2 separate regions of the Homo sapiens genome follow, and region 1 is linked to region 2. The links are chromatin loops, found by intact Hi-C in ENCODE. Cell type or tissue: adrenal gland. All regions are shown on one strand. Each heading gives the region's core, and the rest is flanking DNA. Links, peaks and the distances in the headings are about the cores only. Region 1 overlaps SH2B2 (SH2B adaptor protein 2). Region 2 overlaps ORAI2 (ORAI calcium release-activated calcium modulator 2).

The links. Peaks named below come from ENCODE experiments on the same cell type or tissue, not always from the same donor. Only the 100,000 strongest peaks of a DNase experiment are listed, where the experiment ranks them.
Region 1: it touches region 2 in a loop (2.1-fold over the local background); 17 of 110 quality-filtered maps call a loop at or near these places.

What each region holds. Positions count from the first base shown.
Region 1 is chr7:102,293,371-102,296,379 of GRCh38, reverse strand. All of the region lies in intron 1 of SH2B2 (SH2B adaptor protein 2), which reads right to left. Among named protein-coding and RNA genes, the nearest start is that of MIR4285, 1.8 kb to the right of the region's middle. RefSeq lists an enhancer at 1,523-2,276. In adrenal gland, for the core only: no CTCF peak of the experiment used is centred there; no DNase peak of the experiment used is centred there.
Region 2 is chr7:102,449,057-102,451,772 of GRCh38, reverse strand. ORAI2 (ORAI calcium release-activated calcium modulator 2) reads right to left here. Exons shown (of 4, transcript NM_001126340.3): 4 at 1-2,716. Among named protein-coding and RNA genes, the nearest start is that of ALKBH4, 14 kb to the left of the region's middle. RefSeq lists an enhancer at 1,191-1,250. In adrenal gland, for the core only: a CTCF peak has its summit at 1,336 (motif pointing right); no DNase peak of the experiment used is centred there.

The sequences.
Region 1 (3,009 bases), core at 215-2,714, 160 kb after region 2:
CCTCGCCTGTCCTCCCAGGGTCCCCACAGTTTCCGGAATGCCCCTCCCTCGCAGCTCCTGGGATCACCATCTCATCTCTCCTCTGGGATCCAAACCATGTAATTAAATGCCAGGTAAAAATAGCTGCCCCATTTCTGTGAGATCATCTGCGAGGCCTCTGGGCCATAGGGCACCGTGGGAATTCCCTCTCTCCTTGGGGCAACCTCGCCATCAATCTGCAGTCAATAACCAAGGGACAGCCCCAGGGACAGAACAGGGCTCCCGGCTGAGCCTGCTTAGCTTCAAGGACAGGTTTCCAAACCAGCGGTCTCCTAGGAGACTCCTGCCTTGGTACTGGGGGAGGGGAGTCGGGAGTTTGGAAGGTTTCCTTCAAGAGGTGGTTATTGCGTTGGGCTTCATGAGTGCAAAGAAAATAAAGAGGGTGCTGGGGGCCTGAACAATGAGTTGGGGGCAGGACTTATCAGGACATTGGCAGTTGGGTAGTGGTGGTGGTGGTTAGAGTTCACGAAGGTGGGGGAAGGATGGGGACTGAGGAACCCACGAGCTTTGCTCATGCCTGACCTTTTCCCTGCCCCGTGCTTCCTCCTTTCTTCCCTAACTCCTACTCACACTTCAATAATTAATCCAGAAGCCACTTCTTCCAGGAAGCCTCCCGACACCCCTCCTTTCTCCCTGATCCAGGCCAGCACAAGTGTCTCCTCTGAGCTCCCACAGTCTCCTCCTGCCTGTCTCTCTTGCATGGTGCCAGTTATAGGGTACTTCAAGTGTCTGTCCTCATGGCTGTCTCCCCATCTGACACAGAGAGTGCGCAGGGCAAAAGTCCAGGCTCCTGGAACTTGCTTCTTCCCTGAGGGGTGGAGACGGGAACACACCTGCCACCACCACCACCACCACCATGGCCTCCAGGGAAGGTCACGAGCCCAGGCCCAGGCCATGACCTGCAGGGGTGGTATTTCCTGGGGTGGGGGTGGGGCCACAGCTGAACCCATGAAACCCTGTCCCTGAGCTCCAAGCCCATCCATTTATCCAGTAGGCTAGTGCTCCTGACGGTGGCCACCTCTCTCTCTATACCATTAGGACCCCCAGGGGGCTCAGAGCCAGTGACTTGGCAGCCTGGGAAGGGTAGGTGTGGGGTCCCTGAGTGAGATGATTATGCCCCCACATGGGGCAGGCAGCGGCAGGCAGGAAGTCAGCCCCAGTGCCGAGTCCTAGACATCAATCCCTGTCGCCCCCAGCTCTTCCTCCTGGCTGGAGGAACCCTTGGTAGGGAGAAGGCACAGAGATGGGGGACAGGGCCCTGGGGGAGGCTCTCGCAGGTGGGTCTCAGGTGGCCCTCACTGGAGTGGGAGTGGAACTTAGAGAGGAATCTTCCAAGGGCATGGCAGGTGTGGCCAGGTCCTAGGCAGGGACTGGCCTGGGAGGCACTGGGAGGTTGGGACTGCCCTGACCTCTCCTACCTAACCCTGCAGGCCACCCAGGAGCCTGTGGGCCTGATGCCTGGCACAGAAGCCCTCAGTAGGTCCAGCCCCGGATGCAGAGGAAGCAGGTTGAGCAGCTAGAGGTATAAGTCTCCAAACAGCAGTGCCAGCAGGGAGGCCCCCACCTGGCTACAGATGGAGAGAGGGAGGCCCGGACATGGTTCTCTGTAGAGGGGAGGCTGCAAGACACAGGGAAGGGGGCCTGGCTGTGGCAGGGGCAGGAGTGCACTGTCCCCACCCATCTTTGGGACCAGAACTGGGGAGGAGACCCCATGTAGGGAGCTTGGCTGACCTGGGCTCAAGACGTGACCCCGTGGGTGCTCCCTGAGTGAGTGACACTGACCACACTCCCAACCTCTGAGCCCACTCTTCTCACTTTCTGACCACTCACTGGCAAGATGGCACAGGAGGTGGTGTCTGCAATGTTATAACCCATGTGCAGGCATGGGCAGGGCGGGAGCTCCTCCAACCTTGGTGCTGCCAAGGTTGGTGTTTCAAGCCCTCTCTAGGGACTTTGCTCTTCCGACTATTCAACATCTCCCCTCCCTTTAGACCGTGCAAAACCCTCTCTTCTGGCTGGATGTGGTGGCTCAAGCCTGTAATCCCAGCACTTTGGGAGGCCGAGGCAGGTAGATCACTTGAGCTCAGGAGTTCGAGAGCAGCCTGGGCAACATGGTGAAACCCCGTCTCTACTAAAAATACAAAAATTAGGCAGGTGTGGTGGCACACGCCTGTAGTCCCAGGTACTTGGGGGACTGAGGCAGGAGGACTTTAACCCAGAAAGTTGAGGCTGCAGTGAGCTGAGATTGCACGACTGCACTCCAGCCTGGGCAACAGAGCGAGACTCTGTCTCAAAAAACCAAACCGAAACAAAACCTTCTCTTCTCCCAGGAAAACTTCCCTATACTGCTCTCCCCCTCTGATCTCCAAGACCCTATGGTCTTTAACTCTCTTGGTGGTCAGCTCTCCTCCTATGGTCCCAAGGTGTCCAAACAGACCAGCTGAGTTGGTGCCAGGCAGTGCTGGACTGGGCTCTGGGAGATCTGGACTCTATCCTGGGCCGGGCCCTGTGTCTCTTGGTGCCTCCACTTCCCTATCAGTAAAATGGGATTGCTGGAGCTGTGTGTGGCTTCTAGGGGCTCCTGATTTTGATGCAGAAGTGATGGCCTTGGACATTGAAGACTGGGCTGTCATTCCATTGGGACTAGGGACAGGTAGGGGGTTGCCTCTCCCCCTCACAGGCTGCTTCTCTGAGGACTGGCGTTGGAGACAAAGGAAGCCCAGCCAGGGCCCCCTGTGGTGCTGGCCCTCCTCGGAGCACTGGGCGGGTAGACCACCCTCCCCCCATCCATTACACCCCCCCACCTCCGGTTTTTCTAGGCTCAGCTGGGCTGTCTGCCTTCTCCTCCTGAAAAAATGTGTTTTTTTTTTCCCCATCTCTGATGGGATGGGGGCTTCAGAGTGGTTTTTGGTGCTGGGGGATGGAGCGAGGAGGGCAGGGGAAGTCTAATGGAGTCCCTGCTCATCGCCT
Region 2 (2,716 bases), core at 217-2,716:
GGAGGACACTGGCCAGTGACCAGCGACAGGAGGCCAGAGGGCGCTCCAGGAGTTTTTCAGGCCACGATGTGGGTCCCCCAGTCAGCAGATGCCACGGGAGGGCCAGGGGCTGCAATTTATCCCCTCTGCCCACAGCATCCCCCAAGAACAGAAAGACTTTGAATAGCATCACTGGTTTATTCCGTTTCATCCAGGGCAGCTGTTTTAAAAACCCGCACACAGGACAGTGGCTGTCTCTGCCGCACGTGATCTACATAACGCCATGCATAGATCATCAGCACGAGGCAGGTAAGGGCTGCAGCTGAGTCAGGATCCACTCAGGCTTACGTGGTCTGGTCCTCAGCAGACCCTTCCTAGAAGACACGAAAACACATTCCGCCTTCCAAGTTTCTAAACCAGAAACACCTGCGTTTTGAAACAGGTGGTCAGGTACTAAACGGAGAGGGTGTACCACGTGGGAGGGGCCTTGGCATGTCTAGGCACCAGGAAGACTGTGCTCCAAATTAGGATGGGCCCTGGCTGGCTCCCGGGCAAACTGAGGCAGAGGCCCCTGTTCTTTTTTTTTTTTTTTTGAGACAGAGTCTTGCTCTGTTACCCAGGCTGGAGTGCAGTGGCGTGATCTCGGCTCACTGCAACCTCCGCCTCCCGGGTTCACGCCATTCTCCTGCCTCTGCCTCCCGAGCAGCTGGGATTACAGGCGTGTGTCACTACGCCCGGCTAATTTTTGTATTTTTAGTAGAGACAGGGTTTCACCATGTGGGCCAGGCTGGTCTCGAACTCCTGATCTCAGGCGATCCGCCCACCTCTGCCTCCCAAAGTGCTGGGATTACAGATGTGAGCCACCACACCTGGTCTGGAGCCCTCTGTTCTTAAATACTCTTCAAAATCAGGCTAAACCTCCAGAAACCGAATTTCTAGGCTGCAATGGCATTCCTCATCGCCCATGCTGCCCTTCAAGGCGTTTCTGCAGCTCCAACAACAGCTCACCCTCCGTCTCCCCACAGGCTCTGGGGTGACCCTGAGGTTTCCTCTCCCGGCCACCATGGCCCTACCAATGGTCACTGCTATTCCCACAGCAATGGTTTGCCTCATGCCTCGAAACTAGAAAGGCTGGAGCTGGGAGAACGAGAACCCTAGGAGAAAGAGAACAAGAAATTCCAAGACTGTCATCCTCCTAATCAGAGGGCTAGACTTGGATGTGGCTCCGTCCCCACCCATGTGCCACCATCACTGGGCACTTAATACCTGCCTGGATGCTGCCAGGCCAAGAGCTCTGCCTGGGGACCAGGTACAGTAACTGGCCCCCAGATGGCACTGGAGATGCGTTCCACAGTCTGGGGAGTGTGGTACTGCGTGGGCAGGGGCACAGATGGTCCAGGAAGGTAGGTGGCAGGAGAAGGCCCAGCAGGGCCCCTCCCAAAAGACTCAGGCCAGAGTAAGGGCCTGCTGCCTCTCCCAGCCGTGGGGAGCCGTTTGTTTAGGAGAGCCAGCCTGTCTTCTTGACCCAAAGCCACTCCTTGGAGGAACGCTGACATGCTGACATTCTTTTTTCTTTATTTTCTTTTTTTTTTTTTTAGAGACAGGGTCTCACTCTGTCACCCAGGCTGGAGTGCAGTGGTACAATCATATTTTAGCTATTTTTCTTTTTTTTGAGGAGTCACCCTCTGTCGCCCAGGCTGGAGTGCAGTGGCACCATCTTGGCTCACTGCTACCTCTGCCTTCTGGGTTCAAGTGATTCTCCTGCCTCAGCCTCCCAAGTAGCTGGGACTACAGGCGAGCGCCACCACACCCAGCTAATTTTTTGTATTTTTAGTAGACACAGAGTTTCACCATGTTGGCCAGGCTGGTCTCGAACTCCTGACCTCAAGTGATCCACCTGCTTTGGCCTCCCAAAGTGCTGGGATTATAGGCGTGAGCCACTGCGCCCGGCCACTAGCACAGTTATAGTTCACTGCAGCCTCTACTTCCCAGGCTCAAGCAATCCTCCCACCTCAGCCTCCCAAGTAGCTGGAACTACAGGCATGCACCACCACGCCCAGCTAATTTATTTTTATTTATTATTTTTTGAGACAGAGTTTTGCTCTGTTGTCCAGGCTGGAGTGCAGTGGCACGATCTCAGCTCACTGCAACCTCTGCCTCCTGCGTTCAAGCGATTCTCTTGCCTCAGCCTCCTGAGTAGCTGGGATTACAGGTACCCGCCACCATACCCGGCTAATTTTTTGTATTTTTGCTAGAGATGGTTTCACCATGTTGTTGCCGAGGCTGGTCTTAAAGTCCTGATCTCAAGTGATCTGCCTGCCTCGGCCTCCCAGAGTGCTAAGATTACGGGCGCGAGCCATTGCACCCGGCCTGGCTAATTTAAAATAATTTTTTTAGACATGGGGTCTCGCTATGTTGCCCAGGCTGGTCTTGCACCCCTGGGCCCAAGTGATCCTCCCACCTCAGCCTCCCAAAGTGCTGGGATGACAGGCGTGCCCCACCTCGCCTGGCCGATGTTGATATTCTTTAGCAAAGCGAACACATATTAAACCGTAAGAGGCGTTTCTACAGGCTGCAGGAAAGTACATACATGCTGGAGGGCAAAGGTCGCAGACAAATGTCTGCAGGGGACACAAAGGACGAACCCCTCAGAAGACACGGGGCTCTTCTCCGGCCCCCGGGGATGCCACAACTTTCTCGTGGGGACCCTTGGTGTGACTCCCCTAGGGCCCCTCAG